Regions from separate parts of the Homo sapiens genome. Here region 1 is linked to region 2. A link is an interaction called in ENCODE POLR2A ChIA-PET data of the cell type or tissue named here. Cell type or tissue: OCI-LY7. All regions are shown on one strand. Each heading gives the region's core, and the rest is flanking DNA. Links, peaks and the distances in the headings are about the cores only.

What was found. ChIA-PET counts read pairs that join two places held together with the same protein. Peaks named below come from ENCODE experiments on the same cell type or tissue, not always from the same donor. Only the 100,000 strongest peaks of a DNase experiment are listed, where the experiment ranks them.
Region 1: POLR2A ChIA-PET joins it to region 2 with 5 read pairs; 7 of 35 experiments call an interaction of 5 or more read pairs at or near these places.

What each region holds. Positions count from the first base shown.
Region 1 is chr15:72,045,099-72,060,410 of GRCh38, reverse strand. It overlaps MYO9A (myosin IXA), which reads left to right. Exons shown (of 42, transcript NM_006901.4): 2 at 13,777-14,687. The coding sequence starts at 13,848. It also overlaps the pseudogene RNU2-65P. Among named protein-coding and RNA genes, the nearest start is that of MYO9A-AS1, 59 kb to the right of the region's middle. In OCI-LY7, for the core only: no CTCF peak of the experiment used is centred there; DNase peaks (open chromatin) are centred at 8,960 and 10,360; H3K4me3 peaks cover 549 bases; H3K27ac peaks cover 1,387 bases.
Region 2 is chr15:72,098,307-72,113,618 of GRCh38, reverse strand. All of the region lies in intron 1 of MYO9A (myosin IXA), which reads left to right. Among named protein-coding and RNA genes, the nearest start is that of MYO9A, 12 kb to the left of the region's middle. RefSeq lists an enhancer at 11,041-11,551. In OCI-LY7, for the core only: no CTCF peak of the experiment used is centred there; no DNase peak of the experiment used is centred there; H3K27ac peaks cover 209 bases.

The DNA of each region.
Region 1 (15,312 bases), core at 6,603-10,602, 55 kb after region 2:
TTTTATTTTTATTTTTTATTTTCTAATAAGACTAGATTTATTCAATACCCTAGTAAAAGTTTTGATTATAAGTATCCAACAGTATAAAAAGTACAAAACAGATCTGTAGATTTCTAATATATTAATACAAAGTGCATGACTACATACAGTACATCTTACAGGCAAAGAGAGGTGGAAGGGGAAAAAGAAGACAGTGGAAGGGGAAAAAGAAGACTGTGGTTGAGGTCTAGTAATAAATAAATAAATACAGAAGTAGAGATGATCCATATTATAGTATATTCTACCACCAATACTGCAGCCAAAATGTACAAAAAAATCAGTTCAAAATAATAACTCAGGAAGATGATAATGGCTGGACTTTTGTAATTCGCCTCAAAGACTGTGGGAGAGGCAACTCAACTCACTGTATAGTCTGTGCATATGGTGGCTTGTAGCATGTAGGTTTTTTCCAAAAGAAGGAAATATAAAATGTTTGGATTAAGAACTATAAAACTACAGGGTGCCTATAAAAGGTGGCTTACTCCTTATTGTTATTATACTATCCAATTTTTAAAATGCAGTTTAAAAAAATAAGCGCTGAGTCTTGTTATTACAAGGCAGGCAAATGTTTCTCCCTCATTCTGAAAAGACTGAACTGACGATGCTTTTCCTGAACATTTAGAAAAGAGGCAGTAAGAGTACTCTGGTTTGGGTTCAAGTGAGAGGCTTTTCATGAAAATCTTAGGATTGAAGAGCTCTAAGTTCAGGATATCTCAATGTTCAGAAAGCCTCACTAAAAAAAGCCAATCCAAAACCATTTAATGTGAACACAAACCTCTTTTCTTTTAGTAAGTTTTACTTTTAATACAGAGTGAAAGAAAATAAAAACGTAATAGGCTAAAACAAGTCAAACACCCATTCTACACAGATAAAAACCTTCACAAAGGTCAACTGAAGTAATCCAGAGCTGAAACTGAATTGTGCAGATTTTCAGTGAAGTCACAGAAGTCATGTAACACAAACAAAAGTCGATTATATTTACACACTCAGCAAGCCCTCTAAGAAATGTGCCCCAAGAAGCATTAACCTTTGTTTTGTGCCATCCTGAAGACTTGCACATTTTATTTTTCAGATAGCTTAACATTTTTAATTGAGTGTGTTCTCTACCATGCAGTAATGCTTTGGTACTATTCATACAGGGTCTCGCCTGTCCTAAAGACTTGCCATTTCCCCAAGAGGAACTTTGATTCCAACCTGTACTACTGATTATTAAGCAGGACAGACAGAGCTTTCTGTTGCAAATACCTTGGAGGAGAAAGTAATTTCTAAATATACAGAGAGGTAACTTGACTATATATGTTGCATCCTGTGCCTCCCTTCATATTAACATTTGATAAAGATTTTAATTTATGTAAAACTTCTAAAGCAGAATCAAAGTTTTTGATAAAAAAGCAAAAACAAAATTAATGTATATATTTTGAAAAGTAAATTTTAATAACACACTGCAGAACACTGCACAGAACACTGCATTAAAAATCCTTAGGTACTTTTTAATTTCTTTAACTGAACTTCTAGTTTAAAGGAAACTCTTTATTCCCTGTTTTCTTTCTTCACCACAGTTTTCCTCTGTAATTAGTCCCTTCTAACTCAGTCCAGTGAATAACATCATAAGCTGGCCTATTCTGAACCACACCCTGCTAAACCACAGCAACTTTCTTACCTCGTTAGCATATACTGTTAGCATATACTTTTGAAGTGTCTACATTGAGATAGAGAATAAAAAGAATATTAAATAATTTTCTATATAAAAGATACAGCATTGTCTGATTGCTATATAAATGCCAGTAATGTGCTTAGTTCTTTACGTGTATTGTTTTATTCTTATGGTCAGCTATCCCCACATCATTTATTTAGTAATCGTTTTTTCTCTGCTGACTTGAAATGTCATCTTTATCGTATATTTTCATAGTTTTTTTTGCTCTTTAGGTCTTGATTTTCTGATTTGAAAGGTAATAGTTTATTTTTGTCTAAGAATTGCTGTTCAACTCAAATTAGGTAATGTATATCAAACTTATTTTTGATTATAACTATAGATGGAAAATGTGAAGATTTCCCAAAAGCCCAGTGTTTTAACCCATTTTAAAATATATGTATACCTTTATGTGCAATTTTCTAGATTTAAAAATTTTACGTTATAAATTCTTTTCCATATTTCTGCATGGTTGACTTTACAGCTATCTCCCACTATTCATGTTTGCTTAATTCTTCAGTTTGGATAGTGAATTTGAATGTCAGGGGGTACTGCCTTATTTGAATCTGTTTGTTTCCTAAAGTTTGCATAGCAAATAACAAGATAATGAAGGAAATTCCAGAAGTTTACTCAAACGTATTTGGTTCTTGAGTTTAGGTTGTGAGATTTTTTGAAATCAGGAATTTGGATAACAAGGGCGACCTGTATCCTCAAAGGGTATTGCACTGAAATACTACCCATTATAATGGGTTCTTTTGATTGTAGAGAACAGAAACCTACCTCAGAGTGGCTCAGGGAATAAAAGGGAATTGATTGGCACACTTAACAAGGAATTTCAGTGGTCTAGCTTATTTGAGGCACAACTGGATTCAGTGGCTCAAATATGTTGATAAGATTTTGCTGTGTGTGTTAGTTTCATTTTCTTTTATTGCAGAGCCTTCTTTTATGCATTCAGGGAATATGGCTGCCAGCAGCTGTAGGTTTAGATCTTTCTAGCTTAGCGGCCCTGGTGTGGGAAGAAAGCTTCTTTTCCGACAGTTGCAGCAAAAATTCCAGTACAGAATCTCAGTAGTCAGCCACTGTGGCTAAGAGTAATGAAATAAATTGATTGACTGGGCCTGGGTCACAGCAAATGTCTCTCTTCTCCCTTATCTGGGGAATGAGGTCAGTTCATTCAAACTATGTTCGATGACAAAGATGGAATGACAAGGAGGAGAAATAGTTTTTCAAAGGAAAACAGTAATTTTGAAGAAGGTACAGAGTACTTACTGGTCAGGCTAAGCTGATACACATATACTAGTGTGTCATACAATAATTCACGTTATGTTTTATTTTTTATTTTCATAGTTTTTTGGGGAACAAGTGATGCTTGGTTGCATGAGTAAGTTTTTTTTATTTTTAATTTTTATTTTTGAGATGGAGTCTTGCTCTCTCGTCAAGGCTGGAGTTCAGTGGTGTGATCTCTGCTCACTGCAACCTCCGCCTCCCGGGTTCAAGCGATTCTGCCTCAGCCTCCCAAATAGCTGAGATTACAGGCATGTGCCACCACACCTGGCTAATTTTTTTTTTTTCCTGAGACAGAGTCTTGCTCTTGTCACCCAGGCTGGAGTACGGTGGTGCAATCTCGGCTCACTGCAACCTCCGCCTCCCAGGTTCAAGCAATTCTCCTGCCTCGGCCTCCTGAGTAGCTGGGATTATAGGCACCCACCATGCCTGGCTAATTTTTGTACTTTTAGTAAAGACAGCGTTTCACCATGTTGGCTAGGCTGGTCTTGAACTTCTGACCTCAGGTGATCCGCCCGCCTCAGCCTCCCAAAGTGCAGGGATTACAGGTGTGAGCCACTGTGCCCAGCCATTTTTGTATTTTTAGTAGAGACGGAGTTTTGCCATGTTGGCCAGGCTGGTCTTGAACTCCTGACCTCAGGTGATCTGCCTGCCTCGACCTCCCAAAGTACTGGGATTAACAGGCGTGAGCCACTGCGCCCAGCTGAGTAAGTTCTTTAGTGGTGATTTCTGAGATTTTGGTGCACCCATCGCCTGAGCAGTATACACTATACCCAATTTGTTATCCCTCACCCACCTCCCACCTTTTCCCCCAAGTCCCCAAAGTTCACTGTGTCATTCTTACACCTTTGAATCCTCATAGCTTAGCTCCTGCTTATGAGCGAGAACATACGATGTTTGGTTTTGCATTCCTGAGTTACTTCACTTAGATTAATGGTCTCCAGTTCCATCCAGGTCACTGTGAATGCCATTATTTTGTTCCTTTTTATGGCTGAGTAGTATTCCATGGTGTATATTGACCACAATTTCTTTATCCACTCATTGATTGATGGGCATTTGGGCTGGTTCTATATTTTTGCAGTTGTGAATTGTGCTGCTATAAACATGCCTGTGGGAGTATCTTTTTTTGTATAAATGACTTCTTTTTCTCTGGGTAGGTACTCAGTAGTGGCAACTGGGTGATACCCTGTTGTGCAGGTTGGAGCACAGTGGCATAATTTGGGCTCACTACAACCTTTGCCTCCCGGGTTCAAGTGATTCTTGTGCCTCAGCCTCCTGAGTAGTTGGGGCTACAGGCCCGTGCCACCATGCCCAGCTAATTTTTACATTTTTATTAGGGATGGGGTTTCGCCATGTTGGTCAGGGTGGTCTCGAACTCCTGACCTCAGGTGATCCACCTGCCTTGGCCTCCTAAAGTGCTGGGATTATAGGCGTGAGCCACCGCACCTGCCCTACTTTTAGTTCTTTAAGGAATCTCCATGCTGTTTTTTATAGTGGTTGTATTTTACATATAGTGAATGTATTTTACATTCCTACCATCAGTGTCAAAGTGTGTTCTCTTTTCACCACATCCCTGCCAGCATCTATTATTTTTTTGATTTTTTTTATGGCCATTCTTGCAGGAGTAAGGTGGTATCACATTGTTATTTTGTTTTGCATTTCCCTCATCATTAATGCTGTTGAGCATTTTTTCATGTTTGTTGACCTTTTGTGTATCTTCTTTTGAGATGTCTATTCATGTCCTTAGCCTACTTTTTGATGGGATTGTTTGTTTTTTTCTTGCTAATTTGTTTGAGTTCCTTGTAGATTCTGGATATTAGTCCTTTATTGGATATACACATTGTGAAGATTTTCTTACACTCTGTGGGTTGTCTTTTTGCTGATTTTTTCTTTTTCTGTGCAAAGGCTCTTTAATTAAGTCCCATTTATTCATCTTTGTTTTTGTTGCATTTGCTTTTGGGTTCTTGGTCATAAAGTCTTTGCCTAAGCCAAGGCCTGGGAGGGTTTTTCTGACATTATCTTGTAGAATTTTTATTCAGGTCTTAGATTTAAGTCCTTGATCCATTTTGAGTTGATTTTTGTATAAGGTGAGAGGTTTTCATTCTACATGTGGCCTGCCAACTATTAACATTTTATTTATTTAGAGATGGGGTCTTGGTATATTGCCCGGGCTGGTCTTGAACTCCTGTGCTCAAGCAGTCCTCCCACCTCAGCCTTTCAAATAGCTATGACTATGGGCACGCACCACTGTGCCCAGCCTGATAATTTATTTCTTCCATTACATTTTCTTCAACTGAAATGGTACAAAATATGTTTTCTTTCAGCACCCACTTTTGCTTTTACTTGACGTTGATCTGCTATAGGTAAAACTTGGGCTTTTATATTCTTTCTAGTAATGATTAGCTGATATACAGTCTCGTCACATCTTATCTCAAATTCTGTTTCTCTGCCCATCTTTTTTTTTTTTAATTCTTTCAGTAAAAGTGTCCTTTTTTTTTCCTTTCTGAGAGACATCTGTCCACCTTTGACCTTAATCTCATTTAGTCTTGCTTACCAAGGAACTTTGGCTTACCAGTTAGACCTTCTTTTTCTTCAGTTTTTAGTTTCTGCTTCCTTGCTTGATCTTATTTATAATCATACAGTTGTGTTCCCAAGCCCCCTAACTAATAAACATTTCACTCACAATACTCCTGCTTTTTTTTTTTTTTTTTTTTTTTTTGAGACAGAGTCTCGCTGTGTCTCCAGGCTGGAGTGCAGTGGCACGATCTCTACTCACTTTACTCACTTCAACGTCTGCCTCCTGGGTTCAAGTGATTCTCCTGCTTCAGCCTCCCAAGCAGCTGGTACTACAGGCGGACACCACCATGCCTGGCTAATTTTTGTATTTTTAGTAGAGGTGGGGTTTCACCATCTTGGCCAGGCTGGCCTCGAACTCCTGACCTTGTGATTCGCCCGCCTCGGCCCCCCAGAGTGCTGGGATTACAGATGTGAACCACTGCGCCTGGCCCTACTCCTGCTTTCTTTGTAGCAGATTCGATCAACATCTGCTAGCTACTTACTTGCCACTCTGTGGCTTCCTCCTTAACTTCTTGTAATCTTTTTCTGTTTTGTACTTCTTTTCAAGAATACCAGTGATATCCAGAGACCTTTCTCTCAGGCCTAAGCCTAAAATAATAGTATGGAAGGGCTAAAAAAAACCCTTAAGAGATGTTTAATTCAATTTTATTTTCCTGTTTTGCTTGATGTTATTTTGATTATACCAGCTTTCTTTTGGCTAGTGTTTGCATGGTATTTCTTCTCCTTTTAAAAAAATACTTTCTGATTCTGTATCCTTATGTTATAGATGTGTGTCTACTGAAAACAGCAGATAGTTGAATTTTAAAACTTTGACCATCTTTGTCTTTTAACTGGAGCATTTACATGTAATATAATATAATTACTGTTGTATTTAGCTTTAAAACTTTACTATTTGTTTTCTATTTGATCTACCTATTCTGACTTTTTTCTCTTCTCCTTTCTTGCTTTCTTTTGAACTCATTATTCTGTTTTTTCACTCTACTAGTTGAAAAGTTATACATAATTATTTTTAACTTTTAGTTTCAGGAGTACATGTACAGGTTGGTTCTTTAGATAAATTGTGTGTTTCAGGGGTTTGGTGTACAGATTATTTTGTTACCCAGGTAATAAGCACAGCAGTACCCGATAGGTAGTTTTTCGATCCTCGCCTTCCTTCCACCCTTCACCCTCAAGTAGGCTCTTGTGTCTATTGCTCCCTTCTTTGTGTTCATGTCTACTCAGTTTTTAGCTTCCATTTATAAGTGTGGTGTTTGGTTTTCTGTTCTTGCGTTAGTTTGCTTAGGATAATGGCCTCCAGCTCCATCCATATTGCTATAAAGGACATTATCTCATTCTTTTTTATGGCTGCATAGTATTCCGTGGTGTATATGTGCCACATGGAAAGTTACACTTAAAAAACCTTTTTTTTTTTCTTTGAGACGGAGTCTCACTCAGTTGCCCAGGCTGGAGTGCAGTGGTGTGATCTTGGCTTACTGCAACCTGCGCCTCCTGAGTTCAAGCGATTCTCCTGCCTCAGTGTCCTGAGTAGCTGGGATTACAGGCACGCAGCACCCTGCTTGGCTAATTTTTTTTTTTGTACTTTTAATAGGGACAGGGTTTCACCATGTTGGCCAGGCTGGTCTCGATCTCCTGACCTTAAGTGATCCGCCTGCCTTGGCCTCCCAAAGTGCTGGGATTATAGGCGTGAGCCACCAGGCCCAGCCTAAAAAAAAGTCTTTTTTAGTGGCTACCCTAGAACAACCGTCAGCAGAATTTTCCTGTAAAGGAGCATATAGTAAAAGTTTTTGGCTTTGTGGACCGGCCTGGGCAGCATTCCATCTTGCTATGGGGTGATACTTCTTGGGGTGATACTTTTCAGGCTGGAAACGTCTGTGGCCACTGGCGCCTCTGCCTGAGTTTTTCTTGGGCCTGCTGGGCTTATTCTGATCACTCTGAATGGCAGGCTGTGTTTGGCTTGCACTACCAGCCTGGATCCCACACCTACCAAAGGAGGGTGTGTGAGTGAGTGAGGAGTTTGGCCACTCTACACAACCGAGCATGCTGGCTGCAGCGGGGCAGGCAGCTCCGGGTGCTGGCATAGGCGCTGGCTTCCTTGCAAGGCTGTGGATCAGGCATACCTCAAGCAGCTTCCATGGCTGGCACTGGGGAATGCAGTGGTGCTCGGAAGCTTGAAGATGCCAGGAACCGTAGAGCCCCAAAGAGGGTGTCAGAGCCCTGGCTTGGGGAGCCCCCAGGTCTGGACTCCATGAAGGGCCTTAGCTCTTTTCTCCTTCTCTCTTCTCTCCTTCTGTTGCCTACAATGGGACGAACAAGGGGCGTATTTCAGCCCTGTTTGTGTTATAGCTCTTTTAGTCCTGCCATTCGGCAGGTCCTGAGTTCTTGTTCTGTACCCAGGAAGAACGAGGTACACGGACAAGTGGAAGGTGAGCAAGGTGAAGGGGAGCTTTATCGAGTGATAGAATAGCTCAGAGGAGACTCGCAGTGGGTAGCTCCTCTCTGCAGCCAGGGTGTCCTGATGAGTGTTCGGGTGTCCTGATGAGTGTTCAGCTGTCAGCAGAGTGGAGACCGTGGAGTGGGTAGCTCCTCACTGCAGCTGGTAGTTGGATATCTCTTCAGCTTTCAGCAGAGGAGACCCTGGGGTGGGTAGCTTCTCCCTGCAGCTGGTTGTCCCATCATCTTCTCAACTCCCGGCAGAGAGGAGACCCTGGGGTGGGCACCTTTTCTCTGCAACTGGCAGGTGGTTGTCTCCCCAAGTCTGGCTGAGTTCAGGCTTTTATAGGTCTCAGCAGGGAGGGTGTGTGTACTGATTGGTTCATTGACAACCATGGGTGAGCCTGGAGAAAGCACCACAAGTTCCCACTCTGGTCATCGGGTGCCAATGGAAAGCCTGGTCCCCAGGCTTCAGGCCTTCCCTGGCTTGAAGGTGGGGTTTCACCAGGGACCTGCCTCCTTTTGCCCAGGAGCCTGCCTGCCTCCTCCTGCTGTTCATGGTGCCCAGGCTGTTTGTGACAGGGGGTGCCTACAGGTACTGAGCTGCCCTCAGTACCCCCTCAGCCTCCCTCTAGTGTTTGTAGGCACCCAAAGTTTAGAGGGGGCCAAGGTGGCAGGGGGCTGGTGTATCAGTGCTATCTGGAGCGTGTGCACACTTGGCCAGGCTGTGACAGTGCCCAGTCTCGGACCCAACCTTTCTCTGAGATTGGAGTGGGTGCTGGGAGTGAGGAGAGGCCAGGCAGTGGGAGCAAACACCTCTGAGCCTGCAGGGACTGGGCGGGGGGCCTTCCTGGGCCTCTGAGAGTGCAGACATGCCTGGGTCTGCAGCTGCAGCTTGGGCGGCTGCAGCTGTGCCTGGGAGGGTGGGGCTCCTGCCTGCTCCCATCCCCCAAGAGCACAGTGATGCCTGGGTCTGCAGCCCACCTGGGCAGGTGGCCGCAGCTGCACCTAGGGAGCACGAAACTCCTGCCCTGTCAACTCAGAAGGTGGCAGGGTTCCCACCTGTTCCTGGCTTCTGCTGCCTCCATGGAGCACGCAGTCCTGGCTGCACCTCCCCCACTGCAGCTGGTATCATGGCAGTGGCCGCTATAGATGGGCCGCTGCTGCCATCGGTGGCATGCACTTACAGTCCCAGCTACTCGGGAGACTGAGGCAGGAGGATCACTTGAGTCCAGAAGGTTGAGGCTGCAGTGAGCCATGATTGTGCCATTGTACTCCAGCCTGCATGACAGAGACAGACCCTGGCTCTATAAAACAAAAACAAATACAAAAACAAAACAAAACAACAACAAAATAAAGTGAGTTAATGGAAAAGGAGCTGTAGGAGTGAGTCAGAAAAAGAGCAAGACTATCAGGAAGACTACAAGAAAAATAACTATGTGAGTACACTTTCAAGAACTAGAAATTGGCTGCTTTAGTCATGCCATAGTGTGGTGTGTTAAAATGAAGAATGAGGAAAGACCTTTGGATTACCAACTCTGTGGAATTTTGTGACTTCTCCGGAGCATTGTCAAGTAGCTTGCTATGTGGGAAGAGTGGTAAGGGAGTAGAAAGTGAGTTCCCAAATATTTGGGAATATGGTGATTTTCAAATACTATTTTCTGGACCAGCAATAACAGAATTACCTGCATTTCCTCAACTCATAACTATTGTTGAGCCTGGTAATGTACATTTAAAAAAAAATTTTGTTTGTTTGTTTGTTTATTTATTTATTTATTTATTTAGAGACGGAGTCTTGCTCTGTCACCCAGGCTGGAGTGCAGTGGCATGATCTTGGCTCACTGCAAGCTCTGCCTCCAGGGTCCACGCCATTCTCCTGCCTCAGCCTCCGGAGTAGCTGGGGCTGCAGGTGCCCACCACCATGCCTGGCTAATTTTTGTATTTTCAGTAGAGATGGGGTTTCACCATGTTAGCCAGGATGGTCCTGATCTCCTGACCTCGTGATCTATCCGCCTCGGCCTCCCAAAGTGCTGGGATTACAGGTGTGAGCCACCGCACCCGGCTGGTAATGTACGTTTTGAAAAAGCTCCCCAGATGATTTTGATGAAAGCTCATGTCTCGGATTTGCAAGTACAGATTTTCCAAGCTGTTTAGTAAGGACTGGCTTGTGATCAAGATGGATTTCTGAGTGGTATTTTGAGACAAACCCTCCTTTTTGTAAAAAAAAAAACAAAACAAAAAAACCCACAAAGCAGTAATTGATAAAATAACAAAGATAAAACCAAACTGACAAAACTAGGACTCAAAAAAGGTAAACACTTCTGTTTCAGGAAGGAGCAGGTGTGATTTTGGCTGCTTTGAAGTAATGGGGAAGTGTAATTAGAGTTGGGCTTATTGTTGGAAACAGTGGTCCAAGATAGGACTCCTGTTAAAAAAGATGTTTCTAAGTTTACTTCCAGGGCTGCCATATTATACAACTTTAGGGATTAGATTGTAGTTACTTAGTACAGTGGTCTTTAACCTTTTTGGCACCAGGGACTGGTTTCATAGATGAAAATTTTTCCACAGATGGGGTAGTAGGGGATGGTTTTGGGATGAAACTATTCTGCCTCAGATCATCAGGTATTAGATGATTAGTTAGATTCTCTGGCATTAGTTAGATTCTCATAAGGAGCATGCAGTTTAGATCCCTTGCATATGCAGTTCACAATAGTGCTTAATGCTTCTATGACAATCTCATGCTGCTGACGATCTGACAGGAGGCAGAGCCCAGGCAGTAATGCTTACTTGCCTGCTGCTCATCTTCTGCTGTGCGGCCCAGTTTCTGACAGGCCATGGACTGGCACTGGTCCATGGCCCAGAGGTTGGGGACCCCTTAACTTAGTACATCTCCTGGAGTGGTACAGGTCACAGCCTCCCTGGCTGTAAGAAGATTTGCTGCTGACTGCTGCCAGATGCCATAGCGTATATGAAGCAAACACTTAGGGATTCAGGAAAGCAAACATAGCTATACAACTAGGAACCTGGTAACTCAGAGTATATCCTCACTGTTATTGCAGAGCAGAATCTCCAGCTAGACTATCTGTAAGAAAAATATTTATGAGATAACTGAGGAAATTTGGAAATTTGAATATCAATTGATCATTTAATACCAAAATTTTTAATTTTTAAAAATATATTTATGATACTGTAGTTCTCTTAAAAAAGTAGTAAACATGTTCTCAGTAAGTGTTTGTATGAAAAACAAAAGAAGTTCCATCAAAAGTGCACTTGTAAAGCTAAATTCTCAAATATATGAACTCATCTCATGCTAAGGAAGATATGAAATAACCATAAGAGCAGTTCCGTCTGGATGACATTTCAGTGTTAGTCTGAAAAATATTAAATTACATACTGAGGGTTTTCAAAAAGAAAAGGAGTAATAGCCCTTAAGTATAAATAATTTTGAAATGTAAATCGGCGGAAAAAAGATGAGGTGGATTTGAAAATGACAAAAACTTTAGAAGTGAAAAATATAGTTGTAATTTTTAAAAGCCAACAGCATGGTGTTCATGAATGAGAAGAGTCAATTAGATGTCAGTTCTGTCCAATATTAATCTGTAAAGTCAATGCAGTATTAAAATCTGAAAAGGTTTTTTTTCACGATAGTAAACATGCAAACTTAAACATTTTTATGGTAGTGTAAATAGCCAAGGTAAAATTTGTAAAGAACAACACATTAAGGTAATGTGCCCTTCAGATACCAAAATTTATTATAGGACTGTAGTAATTAACAGAGGTTCAGGGGTGGAAAAATAGACCTATGGAACAGACTATAGAGCCCAGAACAGATTGATAGGTACAGATCCATAGATGGAATCTATTTTCAGTATGCTATGAGATAGGACTGTTAATTTTCTTCACTCCAACTCAGATTAGCAATTGAACCAGTACCACAGTGAATAGTTTGTCCTTTCCTCACTAGTTTATTTCTTTTTTAATTTTTTTTTTTTTTGAGACAGTCTCATTCTGTCACCCAGGCTGGAGTGTAGGGGTGCGACCTCAGCTCACTGTAACCTCTGCCTCCCGGGTTCAAGTGATTCTCCTGCCTCAGGCCCCTGAGTAGCTGGGATTACAGGGACGTGCCACCATGCCTGGCTAATTTTGTATTTTTAGTACAGACAGGGTTTCACCATGTTGGCCAGGCTGATCTCGAACTCCTGACCTCAGGTGATCCGCCCGCCTTGGCTTCCCAAAGTGTTGAGATTACAGATATGAGCCACCACTCCTGGCCTATATGGCTGGGTTTTTTTTATATGTTTTGTATTAATCTCTGTGTTTGAAAGACCATCTAGGCAAACAGGAAAAAATAGTTTCTTGATTAGAAGACTTTGACAAATATGTAGTAGTATGAGAGGATAGATAGTACCCTGGGCAACATGGTGAAACCCCATCTCTACTAAAAATACAAAAATTAGCCAGGCAAGGTGGCGCACACCTGTAGTCCCAGCCAGGTTGAGGTGAGAGGATCACCTGAGCCCGGGTGATGGAGGGTGCAGTGAGCCAAGATCATGCCGCTGTACTCTAGCCTGGGTGACAGAACAAGACCCTGTCTCAAAAAAAAAAAAAAAAAAAAAGGAAGTAACTGAAAGTATTTCTTCTTATTATTTTTTTAATAGCACATCATCCTTATATGTTAAAGGATGAAATAAATAAGGTAAATATTGATGACACATGAGAGTAGTTTTTTGGGGGCATATAACTAACTAATGAAGATAAGAAACAGGTTTTATCAGCCCTGGAAAGTGTGTGGGGCATATTTTCTCAGTAGAAGACAGGAATGGAATAAGATAGATGAGGTAAAGATAGGAATAAATTTTGAGTTGGAGAAGCCATTTGAAGGAAATCACTATTTTCTCAGTGAGGTATAAAAGTTGAAATCATTCTTCTAGAAGTGTAATATACTGTATACGAGGTTCGAGAAGATGGGAAGAAAATGCAGAATACTTGTAAGGAATGCAATAAATAAGGTTAGGTAAAAAGATATAATGGTAGCATTGAAGGAAAAAGGGAAGCTGAATAAAATTTGTAGTGGTGCCTAGTTGTATAATTGTGTTAAATTTGCCTAGCAAGTCAGGGGCAGGATTCTTTTGTCACTCTTGCCAAACTCCCTTCTCCTTCCCACCTTGTGGGAGGGAGTGAGTCAGAGCCTAGAATTCCTTGAAAATATATGTCTATCTCCTTAGTTGGTTTCTCTCATCATTTTCTTGGTTTTATGTAATTTCTATGTTTATCTATCTTCTTGCTGTTTTTAACAAATTTTACAAAATTTTTGCTCCATTGTTGGGATGCTTTCTTGTTTTTGCTTTATCCTTAAGAAATTTTGGGTACAGGGCAATTAGATTTGCATGGTTATTCTGTCTTAATCCAGTCTTTGTTAAGTATAAGGAAAGAACTTGGTTCTAATCCCAAGTTCCTTACAAACATTTGAGACAGCAGGGGAAAAATAATTTTTCTTTGTACTCTTTGGATTTTTGTATAATAAAACATTGAAATATATGTTTTTTTTGGCAAGTTACTATTTTAGAAAGTGCCTAGATTTGGACAGTGAAACTTAATATTATGTGGTCTCAATGAAACTGTTGCTGTGCTAAGACAAGAGTTAGTATTTTGTGTTTTAGAAGATGTAATCAACATGCTTGTTAAGCTTTTCTTTCTTGAGCATCAGAAAGCAATGTGTATTTACTTCTAAATATTTTGCATCTTTTATGTTACAGTTATTTTACCAAGAAAATGGTTTGCACGACTTTGAACATATACTATCCATGCTGATGGGACAGGATCCAATATGAATATAAATGATGGAGGAAGACGACGCTTTGAAGATAATGAACATACATTACGGATATATCCTGGGGCTATTTCAGAAGGGACAATCTACTGTCCGATTCCTGCCAGAAAAAACTCCACAGCTGCTGAGGTGATTGAGTCTCTTATAAACAAACTTCATCTTGACAAAACAAAATGTTATGTTCTAGCAGAGGTAAAGGAATTTGGTGGAGAAGAATGGATTCTCAATCCAACAGATTGTCCAGTTCAGCGAATGATGCTGTGGCCCCGAATGGCTCTGGAAAATCGCTTAAGTGGAGAGGACTACCGCTTCCTTCTGAGAGAGAAAAACCTTGATGGATCAATCCATTATGGTAGCCTGCAGTCATGGCTACGGGTAACAGAAGAACGTCGCAGGATGATGGAACGGGGTTTTCTTCCACAGCCTCAACAGAAAGACTTTGATGATTTATGTAGTTTACCTGATTTGAATGAGAAAACTCTCTTAGAAAACCTACGAAATCGCTTTAAGCATGAAAAAATTTATACCTATGTTGGCAGTATTCTAATAGTTATTAACCCATTCAAGTTTCTTCCTATTTATAACCCCAAATATGTCAAAATGTATGATAACCACCAACTGGGAAAACTTGAGCCCCACATTTATGCTGTGGCTGATGTAGCTTATCATGCCATGCTTCAGCGCAAAAAGAATCAGTGCATCGTGATTTCAGGAGAGAGTGGTTCTGGGAAGACTCAAAGCACAAACTTTCTTATTCACCACCTTACTGCTCTCAGTCAGAAAGGATTTGCCAGTGGAGTAGAACAGATTATTCTTGGAGCTGGACCAGTACTTGAGGTAAATATATAGAAATCTTATTTTTGATTTTAATTTTGATTTTTATCCTTTGAGGTGGGGGGGTGTACCATTCCTGGAGGTACTGCAATACCAGGTCGATGTGTGGAGTAGATCAAGCAAGATACTGTTCCATCTCCCAGCTCCAAAAACTCATTTAGGGCTGGGCGCAATGGCTCATGCCTGTAATCCCAGCACTTTGGGAGGCCTAGGTGGGTGGATCACCTGAGGTCAGGAGTTCCAGACCAGCCTGACCAACATGGAGAAACCTGTCTCTACTAAAAATACAAAAAAAATTAGCCAGGCGTGGTGGTGCATGCCTGTAATCCTAGCTACTCGGGAGGCTGAGGCAGGAGAATTGTTTGAACCTGGGAGGCAGAGGTTGTGGTGAGCTGAGATCATGCCATTGCACTCTAGCCTGGGCAACAAGAGCGAAAATCCATCTCAAAAAAAAAAAAAATTGTCTTTGGATAGAAGACATTTCAGATATTAAACTATAAAAACATAACTGTACTTGATCTTAGCCAAAAGGCTGAGAAGCTATAGAAATACTGTTCTTGCTATTCTGGGCACACTGCCTGCAGCGTAGCCCTGCTCTACAAGGAGCAGCAATTTAAAAAAAAAGAAA
Region 2 (15,312 bases), core at 4,580-8,579:
AGTACAGATAAAAATCAAATCATGTCCTTTCCTATTGAATAATCTTCAAAAAAGCTGTCTCATTGCTTTCAGGATAGAGTTTAAACTGTAGCATGGCATGTGTATGAGATCATTCATGATCTAACTCTTAATTCTCTAGCTTTTCTTCACTTGCTGTCTTCCTTACATACTTTAATCCACTCTTACTGACTTTAGGCTTCCTCTCAGGTAATGTGCTTTCTCTCTCGTCTTTTACATTTGATGTTCTATTTCCCTGATTTCCACTTTCCCCTTTCTTTGCTTGGCTAATTTCTGTCTGACCTTTAGGATTCAGTTCAGGTGTATATTCTTCAGGAAGATTTCCTTTACCTCTTTTCAGATTAAGTTAGGTACCATTCTTATGTGCTCCTGTAGCACATAGTAATTACTTCTATCATAGTCCTCTAATGAAATAGCTTAATTACTTGTCTGTTTTCTTCACTAGGGTTTGACTACTTTGGTAAGAGGGATGATATCAGTGCTTTTTAGTAAAACAAGTTTTTAGATTGAGCATTTTAAAAAATATAAGTTCAGAAAAAATAGGGTCTCACTGTGTTGCCCAGGCTGGTCTTAAACTCCTGGACTAGAGCCATCCTCCTGCCTCAGCCTTTGAAAGTGCTAGGATTACAGGCTGAGCCACTGTGCCCAGCCTAAAAATATAAGACTTTATAAATTATAAAATATACAAAAAGTACACAGCTGGTAAATATATAGCTCAGTGAATTTTCACTAAGAACATACCAGTGTAACTAACATCTACATCAAGATATAGAATATCACTAGAACTCTACAAGCTGCCTCATGCCTTCTTCTAGTCACTAATCCAGCTCATAGAGGATTTAATTTACATGGGAAACCCTTTAACATATAGGTTTCTGTACCTATTTTGTGTGTATCTTTAGACATGCAAGGAGTGTAGGTATTGGAATTTTGATCCTGTAGAAAGAACATACCTAATTTATGTTATAGAAACAATTATGGCATAGTTTCATACAATAGACAAGTTCAAAATAACATAATACTACTAAGGTTTATTTGTGAGATGTTATATTTAGGTAGGTGTTTTTGTTTTATACATTTAATATGATTTTAGAGTGGCAGAAAATAATATGATAGAACAAAGTATATTTGCTGAAAATGGCCTATGAATTATGAGTGGTAAATATGCTTGGGATAGGTATAGTAAACATGTAAAGCACTTTCCAAATAGTGTTAGGCCTCTGGGTTTTAATGTGAATTATGTTGCTGGCGTATTTTGGCAGTGGGGTCATCCAGCGGGCAACTGAAGTGTAATTTTACATGTACAGTGAGGAATGGACTAGCTGTCCTGTCATAGACAGCTGGCTTGCTAAAAATTGTGTGTGTTTTTTTTATTTATTTATTTTTTTTTACAATTAGCAATAATTTTGGAGCATACTTTTTCTCAGTTTTGATTTTTCTTAAACTGTAAGATTGTGTAGCTCTTTGAATATATAACTGTATTCTTTTAAATATTCTTTTTCCTTAGATAGGCTTTTATATCTGTGAATCTTAAATCCATTAAGTGGAGAGAATATGGATTCTCAAACCTAGATTTCTAACAGACCTGGATTCAAGTTCTAGCCTTATAACTTTGGAACTGTCATTTATGGGCAAGTCAGTTAACGTTTGAGAGCTTGTCAGAATTTTCATCTCTCAATTGGGGATAATTGGGAGGCAGAGGTGGAGGTAGGAGGATCAGTTGAGCCTAGGAGTTTGAGACCAGCCTGGGCAACATAGGAGACCTTGTCTCTACAAAAATGACAAAATTATTATTAAATAGCTGAGTGTGGTGGCATTCACCTATGGTCCTAGCTACTTGGGAGGCTGAGGTGGGAGGATCACTTGAACCTGGGAGGTCGAGGCTGCAGTGATCTGTAATCATGCCATTGTACTCCAGGCTGGGCAACAGAGTGAGACCCTGCCTCAAAAAAAAAAAAAAAATTGGGGGTAATATTTGCCTCATAAGACTATCATTGGAGTTAAAAAAATTTTTATGTAAAGCACCAAGCATATAGTAGGTACTCAGTAAGTCTTCCTTTTCCCTCTTGAATACGTCTATTTCCTGTTTTATTTATTAATTTTTTTTTTTTTTTAAGACAATCTCACTCTGTCACCCAGGCTGGAGTGCAGTGGCGCAATCTCGGCTCACTGCAACCTCTGCCTCCTGGGTTCAAGTGATTCTCGTGCCTCAGCCTCCCGAGTAGCTGGGACTACAGGTGCACGCCACCATGCCCGGCTAATTTTGTATTTTTAGTAGAGACAGGATTTCACCATATTGACCAAGCTGGTCTTGAACTCCTGACCTCAAGCGATCTGCCTGCCTTGGCCTCCCAAAATGCTGGGATTATAGGTGTGAGCCACTGTGCGCAGCCTATTTCTTGTTATGTTTAAATGTGAAATCAATAATTTTTTTTTTTTTTTGAGATGGAGTCTCGCTCTGTTGCCCAGGCTGGAGTGCAGGGGTGCAATCTCGGCTCACTGCAAGCTCTGCCTCCCAGGTTCACGCCATTCTCCTGCCTCAGCCTCCCGAGTAGCTGGGAATACAGGCACCTGCCACCACTCCCGGCTAATTTTTTGTATTTTTAGTAGAGACAGGGCTTCACCATGTTAGTCAGGATGGTCTCGATCTCCTGACCTTGTGATCCGCCCGCTTCGGCCTCCCAAAGTGCTGGGATTACAGGCGTGAGCCACCATGCCCGGCCGAAATCAAGAATTTTAAGAATTTCACTGTGTGGCTTTTAGAATAAATGGCTAATCAAAGTTTGTTGCTAAAAGAAGCAGATATTAGGGCAGTCTGTCTACTAGTTGTCTTTCAAGTGTGATTTTTTTCAGTTAAAATATTTCTTGTGGCATTGGGGCATTTAAAAAATATTTTTGAAAAAATACTGCAAAGAAATGCTTCTCTTGATGTCTTAGCATATAAGATTAATGGATTTTAGAATGTATTTGATTCAGTGTGAGTTATCATAACAAAATGTGTTCTGTTTGTCAATGACAAACATTCCTTAAATAATTGACAGATTTTAGTACTATTGCTGTTTGTAGTGTGTAAGTATTTGTTTGAAATCTGTTTATTTTTATTGATCAGATGATAGTGGGCTGAGTAATCTCTGGAATTTTCTTTTTTTTTTTTTTTTTTTTTTTGAGATGGAGTCTTGCTCTGTCTCCCAGGCTGGAGTGCAGTGGTGCAATTTCGGCTCACTGCAACCTCCGGCTTCCGGGTTCAAGTGATTCTCCTGCCTCAGCCTCCCAAGTAGCTGGGATTACAGGTGCCTGCCACCGTGCCCAGCTAATTTTTGTATTTTTAGTAGAGATGGGGTTTTGCCATGTTGGCCAGGAAGGTCTTCAACTGCTGACCTCAGGTAATCTACCTGCCTCGGCCTCCCAAAGTGCTGGGATTACAGGTGTGAGCCACCACACCCGGCCTGGAATTTCCTTTTTGTTTTTTTCTTGAGACAGCATCTCACTGTATTGCCCAGGCTGGACTCAAGCTCCTGGGCTCAAGCAGTCCTCCCACTTCAACCTCCTGAGTAGCTGGTACTACAGATGTGTGCCACTACGCTGCCTGGCTAGATTTTTTTTTTTTTTTTAATGTAAGGGAGAAAGTTCTTAGGTGACTGTGTGGACATGTTTATAAACGATTTTTAGATTTTTTTTGCCTTATTTATTTATTTATTTTTTTGTGAGACAGAGTCTTGCTCTGTCGCCCAGGCTACAGTGCAGTGGTGCGATCTTGGCTCACTGCAGCCTCCACTTTCGAGGTTCAAGTGATTCTTGATTCTTGTGCCTCAGCGTCCCAAGTAGCTGGGATTACAGGTGTGTGCCACCACACTCAGCTAATTTTTGTATTTTTAATAGAGACAGGGTTTCACCATATTGGCCAGACTGGTCTCAAACTGCTGACCTCAAGCGATCCGCCTGCCTTGGCCTCCCAAAATGCTGTGATTACAGGCGTGAACCACTGCACCCGACTAATATTTTTGTCTTATTTTGCTTTTGCAACTCTGTTTTCTTTTAGTTCTCTTTCTTCCCTCCCCTATTGTTTTATAATTAAGATCTTAAAGAAATAGAAAAGTTGGAAGAGAACACTAATTATGTCTATCAACTAGATTCAAAAGATAGCGTTATGCCATCCATATTTGCATTATTGTTCCCTGTGTGATTGTGTGTGTGTATTTTTTTTTTTTTTTTAGACAGAGCCTTGCTCTGTCACCCAGGCTGGAGTGCAGTGGCATGATCTTGGCTCACTGCATGCTCCACCTCCTGGGTTCACACCATTCTCCTGCCTCAGCCTCCCGAGTAGCTGGGACTACAGGCACCCGCCACCACGCCTGGCTAATTTTTTATATTTTTAGTAGAGGTGGCGTTTCACGGTGTTAGTCAGGATGGTCTCGACCTCCTGACCTCATGATCTGCCTGCTGCCTCGGCCTCCCAGAATGCTGGGATTACAGGCCTGAGCCACCACGCCCGGCTGTGATTGTATATATTTTTGCAGAACCTTTTGAAAGTAAGTTGCGGCTGGGTGCCGTGACTCACATCTGTAACCCCAGCACTTTGGAAAGCCGAGGCAGGTGGATCACCTGAGGTCAGGAGTTTGAGACCAGCCTGGCCAACATGGTGAAACCCTGTCTTTACTAAAAATACAAAAATTAGCTGGGCGTGGTGGTGGGTGCTTATAATCCCAGCTACTCGGGAGACTGAGGCAGGAGAATCACTTCAACCTGGGAGGTGGAGGTTGTGGTGAGCTGAGATTGCACCATTGCCCTCCAGCCTGGGTGACAAGAGTGAAACTCTGTCTCAAAAAAAAAAAAAAAAATGTATGTGTCATGACAAGTTTACTGCAAAATACTTCGTATATATTTTCTAAGAAATACATATTTTTCGTATCACCAGTGTGCTATTACCAACACCTAGGAAAAATAATACCCTAATTTAATATTGAATTTATATTTGAATTTTCCCAACTGTCCTGAAAAATGTTTTTTTCAAAAGAGAACTCACTTTTAGTTTTTGCATTTCATTTGATTATCTCTTTTTAGTCTCTCAATGTAGGAAGTTCCTTCCCACATTTCTCTTCCCTGTGACATTGAAATGTCTTTGAAGAGACCAATCATCTTGTAGAATGGCCTGTTTTCTAGAGTTTTCTGATTGTTTCTTAGATTGTTTAACTTGTTCTTCTGGTGCTTGTATGTCCTGTAAACTGGAAGTTATATTGTAAAGGATTGAATAGATTCATATTAAAAAGTTTTGGCAAGAACACTCTGTAGGTGATGTTGTATATCATGTTGTGTGTTAATGGGAGGCACATAATGTCAGCTGTCCTCCTATCAGTGATGTAAGTTCGATAGGTTTAAGGTGGTGTTTGCTTATGTCTCCATTTTAAAAGTAAATTTTTTCTCCTGTTATGTACAATAATCTGTGGGACTGATACTTTGGTACCATACAAATATTCCATTTCTCAGTATTCTTTCTCTAATAATTTTAGCATCTTTTTTGATCCTTAGGTATTTAATTAAGGATTGCAAAATGGCGATTTTTCTAATTCTGTAATTCTTTTTCATTTATTAGTTATTCTTCAGTTAATAAGAGCTTTGTAACCTTTATCAACTGGGAGTGAACAACAGTTCCTATTAAAAGAGAACAGTAAATGCTTAATTTTTTCCTTAATTTTTAGAGTGAGGATTTGTGTAATAGTCATCTACAATAGTAGCAAATGAGGTTTTTAATGGTCTCATGACTTTTGTTGTATTATAGTCATTTGCAGACGTTTTTTTTTTTTTGATGCTCAAATTGTCTCAAATAAGGACAGTGGGAGCTTCTTCAAACAGGTTCCTGAATTATTTTTTCCTGAACCCATTAGTCTTTGAATGATTCCTTACTTTTGGGTACACGATATCTTGGCTCACCATGGACTTTTCCTGCTTTAGACTTGGAATCAGCAATTTCTCCAAGAAGCTTTGTCTTCTTACAGTGGAGGATTGTATTTATTTATATATTTATTTAATTAAAAAAAATATTTTTTGGAGGGGAGGGGCAAAGTCTTGCTCTGTCGCCCAGGCTGGAGTGCAGTGGCACGATTTTGGCTCACTGCAACTTCTGCCTCCGGGGTTCAAGTGATTCTCCTGCCTCAGCCTCTGGAGTAGCTGGGATTACAGGCGCGCGCCACTATACTTCGCTAATTTTTGTATTTTTAGTAGAGACAGGGTTTCACCATGTTGACCAGGCTGGTCTGGGACTCCTGACCTCAGGTGATCTGCCTGCCTCAGCCTCCCAAAGTGCTAGGATTACAGGCATGAGTCACTACACTCTGCCGAGATTGTATTTAGAAACCACTATTTAGGTGCTAAGTATGCTCCTTGTTATTGGGCTGTCATTGAGGCTCTTGACAGGAGGGAGTAAAAAGCATGATATCATCTTGATAATTCTTACTCAAGTTTAACATTATGGGTTTCTTCCTTCTCTTCTCCCTACTCTTCTTCCTCCTCCTCCTTTTAGTTTGTTAAATTATTTTTGTTTTAATCTCCTTTACGTTGAAAATCATAGTTTTTATTAACATTGATGTATGTTTTTTCTAAGTATTTATAAAATAGTTTCAAAAATAAATGAAACTGCTCAGTGAGACTCAAAATTTCTTTGCATTTCTTTTTGTCCTTAGACTGTATCCTACTAAGAATGTACCTATTGTAAGTAGTACTATGTTCAAAAGTCACTTGAAATAATGATTTTCTCAGTTTGATTGTTACCAGTTTAATATGCAGTTAGGTCTACTTATTTTATTTTAGGATTTGCTTTTCCTGTTTTTAGACTTAATTTGGCTGGGTGCTATGGCTCACGCCTGTAATCCCAGCACTTTGGGAGCCTAAGGTGGGAGGTTTGCTTGAGCCCAGGAGGTTGAGGCTGCAGTGACCTGTGATTGCGCTGCTGCACTCCAACCTGGGTGACAGAGTGAAACCCTATTTCAAAAAAAAAATAAAAAAAAACCCTTGATTTTATTCTTTGAATATGTAAAGCACTTACATAGTTCAGAAAGAGAAACCATATAAAAAAAGGATTTTTATTTTCTTAAATGTTTTTAGAGATGAGGTCTTGCTCTGTCACCCAGGCTGGAGTGATAGAGCAAGTGCAGTGGCACAATCATACATCACTGCAGCCTTGAACTCTTGGGTTCAAGCCATCCTTCTGCCTTAGCCTTCTGAGTAGCTAATACTATAGGTGCGTGCCACTGTGCCTTCCTAATTATTTTTTTAAATTACATTTTATTTTAGTAGGGATGGGGTCTTGCTATGTTGCCCAGGCTGGTTTTGAACTCCTGGCCTCAAGCAGTCCTCCTGTCTCAGCCTCCCAGAGTGCTGAGATTACAGGCATGAGTCATTGTGCCTGGCCAGGAATCTCATTTTCATCCCCATCTTTTTCATCCTGTTTTCTCACTCCTCTATACGTAACCATTTTTGTAAGTCTTTGATTAATCATCCTAATATTTTTCTTTCAAAAATAAAATATATGTATTCTCTTTTCATATGCTAAAGGTAGCATACCATGTATTCTGTTCTGTACCTTTTCTTTTTTTTCCACTTACTGTATGCTGGAGAGGACTTCGTATTGGTATATAAGATGTTTCTCATTCTTTTTTACGGAGACACAATATTCTATTATACGGATGTACCATAGTTTTATTCAGTGAGTTTGGTTCTGAAGGATATTTATGTTTAATCTTTTGAACTATGTGTAAGTAATACATATTGAATAAATTGATTAAAAAATAAAGCTTTCCCCGCAGGGCATGGTGGCTTATGCCTGTAATCCCAGCACTTTGGGAGGCCGAGGCCGGTGGATCACCTGAGGTTGAGAGTTCAAGACCAGCCTGACCAACATGTAGAAACCCCATCTCTACTAAAAATACAAAATTAGCTGGGCGTGGTGGCACATGCCTGTAATCCCAGCTACTAGGGAGGCTGAGGCAGGAGAATCGCTTCAACCTGGGAGGCGGAAGTTGCGGTGAGCCAAGATCATGCCATTGTGCTCCAGCCTGGGCAACAAGAGGGAAACTGTCTCAAAAAAAAAAAAAAAAAAAAAAAAGCTTTCCCAGCATTTCGGGAGGCTGAGGCAGTAAGGTTGCTTGAGGCCAGCAGTTTGAAACCAGCTTGGGCAACATAATGAGACCCTGTCTCTACCAAAACAAACAAAAGAACTAGCCAAGCATTGTGGTGTGTGCCTGTGGTCCTAGCTACTGGGAAGGCTGACATGGGAGGATCACTTGAGCCCAGGAGTTCGAGGTTACACTGAGCCATAATGATCATGCCACGGTAGTAGTCCAACAGCCTGGGCAATAGAGCAAGACCCTGTCTCTTAAAAGAGAAAAAAGGAAAAAGAAAAAAGTGTTTTTCCCAAGTGACTGAGAAGGAGCTGATTTTTTCCAGAAGAGTCTTGTAGCTTTCAGAGGTATCTTTGTTCTGTTTTGTTGTTGTTGAGATAATTTTAGGAAAAAAACAGTAGATATATTTTGGTATGGTACCTAGGTCTGAAGGGACAGTAGATGATTTGCCTGCTTTATTTCACTGTTTCCTGCTTTATTTCACTGTTTCCTGACTCCTTGAATCATTAGAACTAAAAAAAAGCCCATGTCTTGAATGTTTTCATGTAAGGATACATTGTATCTTCACTGGGTTTTCCTGAAAATTCTGCTCTTATGTACATCTTATGTACCATTTCCCCTTAACTTTAACCTTTCTTCTTTCTCTTTTTTTGTCTTAAATCTCAGATTATGTATAGGATTCTAAGCATTTAATGTACAGCTTCTTACAGTATAGTAGGGCAGAACAGATGTATCCTATGAATGAAGAGAAAGAGATCAGGAAAATGCTAAAGGCAGAGGGAATAGTCTGTTGGGATATAAAGAATTCAGTCTCTGGGCTTGTAGAATGACAGTTGGTTTAGGGAATCATTCAGATCTAAATTGTCTTTTACTTCGTTTAATCAGAATGGAAGTTGTTTCATTTATTGATCAAAATATTTGAGCATCTACCATGACCAACTTCCTGATGTGTAGGCACTGGGGAGGATACAGAACATTTTGTAATTATGGTAGCTTTTAAAAAATGCACACTAGGTACCAGACTTATATTACCGTATATTAAATTACCATACTAGTTACATGCAGTTGTTATTTTTCCTTTTCATTCATATACTGATGCTTCCTTACTTACAGTGGGGTTACATCCTGATAAACCCATTGTAAGTTGAAAATACCATAAGTCGAAAATGCATTTATTACACCTAACCTACCAAATATAATAGCTTAGCTTAGCCTTCCTTAAATGCGCTCAGAACACATTAGCCTACAGTTGGACAGAATCATCTGGCAACACAGTATATACTATTGAGGATCAGTTGTTTACCCTTGTGAGAGCTGCTGCTTTCTGCTGCTGCCCAGCATTATGAGAAAGTATCATACTGCATATTGCTAGCCTGGGAAAAGATAAAAATTCAAAATTTGAAGTATGGTTTCTACTGAATGCATATCGATTTTGCACTGTGCTAAAGTTGAAAAACTGTAAGTTGAACCGTCATAAGTTGTGGACCATCTGTATACAAGAGAAGGCATAAAATGTTCAGTTTAAGGGAAATAATAAAGTGAATATTAGTGTTGTCATTGCCCAGGTCAACAAGCCAGAAGTGCTTCCCTCCAACCTCACCATCCTTGTCAACATATCCCCCCTCAGTGGAGGTAGTTATTATCCTGACCTTTGTGACTGTTTTTTGCTTTGCTTCATAATTTTAAGTCCTAGCTATACATCCTTAAACAATATAGTTTTCCTTGTTTTTGAACTTCATGTGCATATAATAATACTATGTGTATATTATGTAATCTAAAAAATTAGTTCAGTATTTGTGAAATTCTTCTGCTTCTGCTGCTGCTTCTTCTGTTACTTCTGCTTCTTCTGTTTCTTCTTCTGCTTCTTCTGTTGCTTCTTCTGCTTCCACTGCTTCTGCTGCTTCTGCTTCCACTGCTTCTGCTGCTTCTGCTTCCACTGCTTCTGCTGCTTCTGCTTCCACTGCTTCTGCTGCTTCTGCTGCCACTGCTTCTGCTTCTGCGCTGCTTCTGCTTCTGCTGCTGCTTCTTCTTCTGCTGCTGCTTCTGCTTCTGCTGCTGCTGCTTCTGCTGCTGCTTGCTGCTTGCTGCTGCTTCTGCTGCTGCTGCTTCTGCTTCTGCTGCTGCTTCTGTCTCTGCTTGCTGCTGCTTCTGCTTCTGCTGCTGCTGCTTGCTGCTGCTTCTGCTTCTGCTGCTGCTGCTTGCTGCTGCTTCTGCTGCTGCCTCTGCTTCTCCTTCTGCTGCTGCTGCTTCTGCTGCTGCTTCTGCTTCTGCTGCTGCTTTTTTTTTTTCTTGAGACTTAGTCTTACTCTGCCACCCAGGCTGGAGTGCAGTGGCGCAATCTTGGCTCACTGCAACCTCCGCCTGCCAGGCTCAAGTGATTCTCCTTCCTCAGCCGAGGAGAATCACTTGAACCCGGGAGTGGAGGTTCAGTGAACAGAGATCGCACCACTGCACTCCAGCCTGGGTGACAGAGTGAGATTCCATCTCAAAAAACAAAGAAACAACAACAAAAAAAACCATATATAATTTGAATTTATCTGTAGATTCTTCTGGATTTCCTATATATATAATTATGTCATATGCAAATAATGACAATTTTGTCTCTTGTTTCTAATCCTTATACCTTTTATTTTTTTCCTGCTTTCCTTTGCTGCCTGAGATCTCCAGCATAATGTTGATAGGACTTTATAGGGCCATCTTTGTCTTGTTTCTCATCTCAAGGGAAAAATGTTCAACCTTTCCTCATTAAGCATGGTGTAGGCTTTGTAGATACCTTTTATCGAATCAAGGAAGCTTCTGTTTTTCTTTTGCCAAGACTCCATTAGAGACGTGTATAACTACTGAATTTTCTTGGATTTTTTTGAGATGTGGTTGATTGTATTGATTGGCTTTCTGATATATCTGTTATTTCTGGATTCAGAGTCCAGAGTGCTCACCATTACACCATGGAACCACCTAATCTGTTATTTCTTTTTTTTTTTTTTTTTAAATTTATTTATTTTTTATTGATAATTCTTGGGTGTTTCTCACAGAGGGGGATTTGGCAGGGTCATAGGACAATAGTGGAGGGAAGGTCAGCAGATAAACAAGTGAACAAAGGTCTCTGGTTTTCCTAGGCAGAGGACCCTGCGGCCTTCCGCAGTATTTGTGTCCCTGGGTACTTGAGATTAGGGAGTGGTGATGACTCTTAACGAGCATGCTGCCTTCAAGCATCTGTTTAACAAAGCACATCTTGCACCGCCCTTAATCCGTTTAACCCTGAGTGGACACAGCACATGTTTCAGAGAGCACAGGGTTGGGGGTAAGGTCACAGATCAACAGGATCCCAAGGCAGAAGTTTTCTTAGTACAGAACAAAATGAAAAGTCTCCCATGTCTACTTCTTTCTACACAGACACGGCAACCATCCGATTTCTCAATCTTTTCCCCACCTTTCCCGCCTTTCTATTCCACAAAGCCGCCATTGTCATCCTGGCCCGTTCTCAATGAGCTGTTGGGCACACCTCCCAGACGGGGTGGTGGCCGGGCAGAGGGGCTCCTCACTTCCCAGTAGGGGCGGCCGGGCAGAGGCGCCCCTCACCTCCCGGGCGGGGCCGCTGGCCGGTCGGGGGCTGACCCCCCCACCTCCCTCCCGGACGGGGCGGCTGGCCGGGCGGGGGGCTGACCCCGCCACCTCCCTCCCGGACGGGGCGGCTGGCCTGGCAGAGGGGCTCCTCACTTCCCAGTAGGGGCGGCCGGGCAGAGGCGCCCCTCACCTCCCAGACGGGGCGGCTGGCCGGGCGGGGGGCTGACCCCCCCCACCTCCCTCCCAGACGGGGCGGCTGGCCGGGCGGGGCCTGACCCCCCCACCTCCCTCCTGGATGGGGCGGCTGGCCGGGCAGAGGGGCTCCTCACTTCCCAGTAGGGGCGGCCGGGCAGAGGCGCCCCTCACCTCCCGGACGGGGCGGCTGGCCGGGCGGGGGGCTGACCCCCCCACCTCCCTCCCGGACGGGGCGGCTGGCCGGGCGGGGGGCTGACCCCGCCACCTCCCTCCCGGACGGGGCGGCTGGCCTGGCAGAGGGGCTCCTCACTTCCCAGTAGGGGCGGCCAGGCAGAGGCGCCCCTCACCTCCCAGATGGGGCGGCTGGCCGGGCGGGAGGCTGACGCCCCGACCTCCCTCCCGGACGGGGCGGCTGGCCTGGCGGGGGGCTGAACCCACCTCCCTCCCTGACGGGGCGGCTGGCCGGGCGGGGGGCTGACCCCCCCACCTCCCTCCCGGACGGGGCGGCTGGCCGGGCAGAGGGGCTCCTCACTTCCCAGTAGGGGCGGCCAGGCAGAGGCACCCCTCACCTCCCAGACGGGGCGGCTGGCCGGGCGGGAGGCTGATGCCCCGACCTCCCTCCCGGACGGGGCGGCTGGCCTGGCGGGGGGCTGAACCCCCCACCTCCCTCCCTGACGGGGCGGCTGGCCGGGCGGGGGGCTGACCCGCCTACCTCCCTCCCGGACGGGGCGGCTGGCCAGGCGGGGGGCTGACCCCCCCACCTCCCTCCGGGACGCGGCGGCTGGCCGGGCGGGGGGCTGACCCCCCCCACCTCCCTCCCGGACCGGGCGGCTGGCCGGCGGGGGGCTGACCCCCCCCACCTCCCTCCCGGACGGGGCGGCTGGCCGGGCGGAGACGCTCCTCACTTCCCAGACGGGGTGGCTGCCGGGCGGAGAGGCTCCTCATTTCTCAGACGGGGCAGCTGCCGGGTGGAGGGTCTCCTCACTTCTCAGACGGGGTGGTTGCCGGGCAGAGGGTCTCCTCACTTCTCAGACGGGGCGGCGGGGCAGAGATGCTCCTCACCTCCCAGACGGGGTCGTGGCGGGGCAGAGGTGCTCCTCACATCCCAGACGGGGCGGCGGGGCAGAGGTGCTCCCCACATCTCAGATGATGGGCGGCCGGGCAGAGACGCTCCTCACTTCCTAGATGTGATGGCGGCCGGAAAGAGGCGCTCCTCACCTCCTAGATGGGATGGCGGCCGGTCGGAGACGCTCCTCACCTCCCAGACTGGGCAGCCAGGCAGAGGGGCTCCCCACATCCCAGACGATGGGTGGCCAGGCAGAGACGCTCCTCACTTCCCAGACGGGGTTGTAGCGAGCCGAGACCACGCCACTGCACTCCAGCCTGGGCACCACCGAGCACTGAGTCTTCACATCTGTTATAGCTCAGAGTGATCTGCACGCCTCGGCCTCTCAAAGTGCTGGGATTCCAGGTGTGAGCCACCACACCTGTCTAATTTTTCTATTTTTTGTAGAGACAGGTTTCACCATGTTGGCCAGGCTGGTCTTGAACTCCGGACGTCAGGTGATCCGCCCGCCTCGGCACCCCAAAGTGTTGGGATTCCAGGTGCAAGCCACCACACCTGTCTAATTTTTCTATTTTTTTAGAGATGGGGTCTTGCTATACTGCCCAGGCTGGTCTCAAACTCCTGACCTCAGGTGATCCGCCTGCCTCACCTCCCAGAGTGCTGGGATTACCCTAATCTGTTATTTCTGATGTTAGTTTTTATCCCTTTTTCCATTCCTGATCCTTTGCTTTTTTTTTTTTTTTTTTTTTTTTGAGACCAAGTCTTGCTCTGTCACCCAGGCTGGAGGGCTGGAGTGCAGTGGCTCGATCTCGGCTCACTGCAGCCTCAGCCTCCTGGGTTCAAGCAGTTCTCCTGTCTCAGCCTCCTGAGTAGCTGGGACTACAGGCGCATGCCACCATGCCCGACCAATTTTTATGTTTTTAGTAGAGTCAGGGTTTCACCATATTGGTCAGGTTGGTCTCAAACTCCTGGCTTCAGGTGATCCACCCGCTCAGCCTCCCAAAATTCTGGGATTACAGGCATGAGCCACCGCGCCCAGCCTTGGTTTTTTTTTCTTTTTTTGAGACAAGGTCTCGCTGTTGCCTAGGCTGGAGTGCAGTGATGTGACCACGGCTGGCTGCAGTCTTGACCTCCCAGGCTCGAGTGATTCTACCACCTCAGGATCCTGAGTAGCTGGGACTACAGGTGTGTGTCACTAGACCTGGCTAATTTTTTTTTCTTTTTTTTTTTTTTTTTTTTGGGGCAGGGTCTTGCTCTATTGCCCAGCATCTCGGCTCATTGCCAACCTCTGCCTCCCAGGTTCAAGCGATTGTTGTGACTCAGCCTCCTGAGTAGCTGAGACCACAGGTGTGCACCACTACACCTAGCTGACTTTTGTATTTTTTAGTGGAGATGAGGTTTCACCATGTAGGCCAGACTGGTCTGGAACTTCTGGCCTCAGTTGATCTGTCTGCCTCAGCCTCCCAAAGTGCTGGATTACAGGTGTGAGGCCCTGCCCCTGGCCTGGACCTGGCTACTTTTTGAGTTTTTGTAGAGATGAGGTCTTGGCTGTGTTGCCAGGGTTGATCTCGAACTTCTGGGCTCAAATGATCTTTCTGCCTCCGCTTCCCAGTATTGGAATTACAGGTGTGAGCTACTGTGTCTGGCCTCTTTTTCTTTTTAATTTCTTAATTATTTTTGCCAGAGGTTTGCCAATTTATAGTTGTTTTTTTTTTTAAATACAACTTCTGGCTTTGATGGCCTTTACTATTTTGTTTTCTCTCTACTTATCACTTCTTCGTTTTTATCATTTCTTTTCTAACCAAAATATGATCACAGCAGTTTGTTTTGTTTTGTTTTGTTTTGTTTTTGAGATGGGGGTGTGGTCTCATTATATTGCCCAGGCTGGTCTCGAACTCCTGGGCTCAAGTAACCCTCCTGCCTCAGCCCCCTGGCTAGCTGGGGCTATAGGTGTGTGGCACCACACACACCTGATCACTTCTGTTATTTCCTTCCTACTTTCTTCAGGTTTATTTTGCAATTCTTTTTTATCTTCTGAATAGATAGCTCTCTAATTTTTTTTCCTATTATACTTATTTAGGGTTATACATTTTCCCATGAAGTATTGCTTTAATTGCATCTCACAAGTTTTGAAATGTAGTTTTGTTATTTATTTCAAAATATTTTTCATTTATTGGTCACATATATTATTTAGGAGTATATTTAAAAATTTCCAAATAAGTGACAATTTTTAGTATGTTAGTTATCTATTGTTGCATAACCAGTTAAGCCCAAAACTTAGTGGCTTATTATCCTTTACAGTTTTGGTGGGTTAGGAATTCAGGAGTGGTTAAACTTGGCATTTCTGTGTTAGTT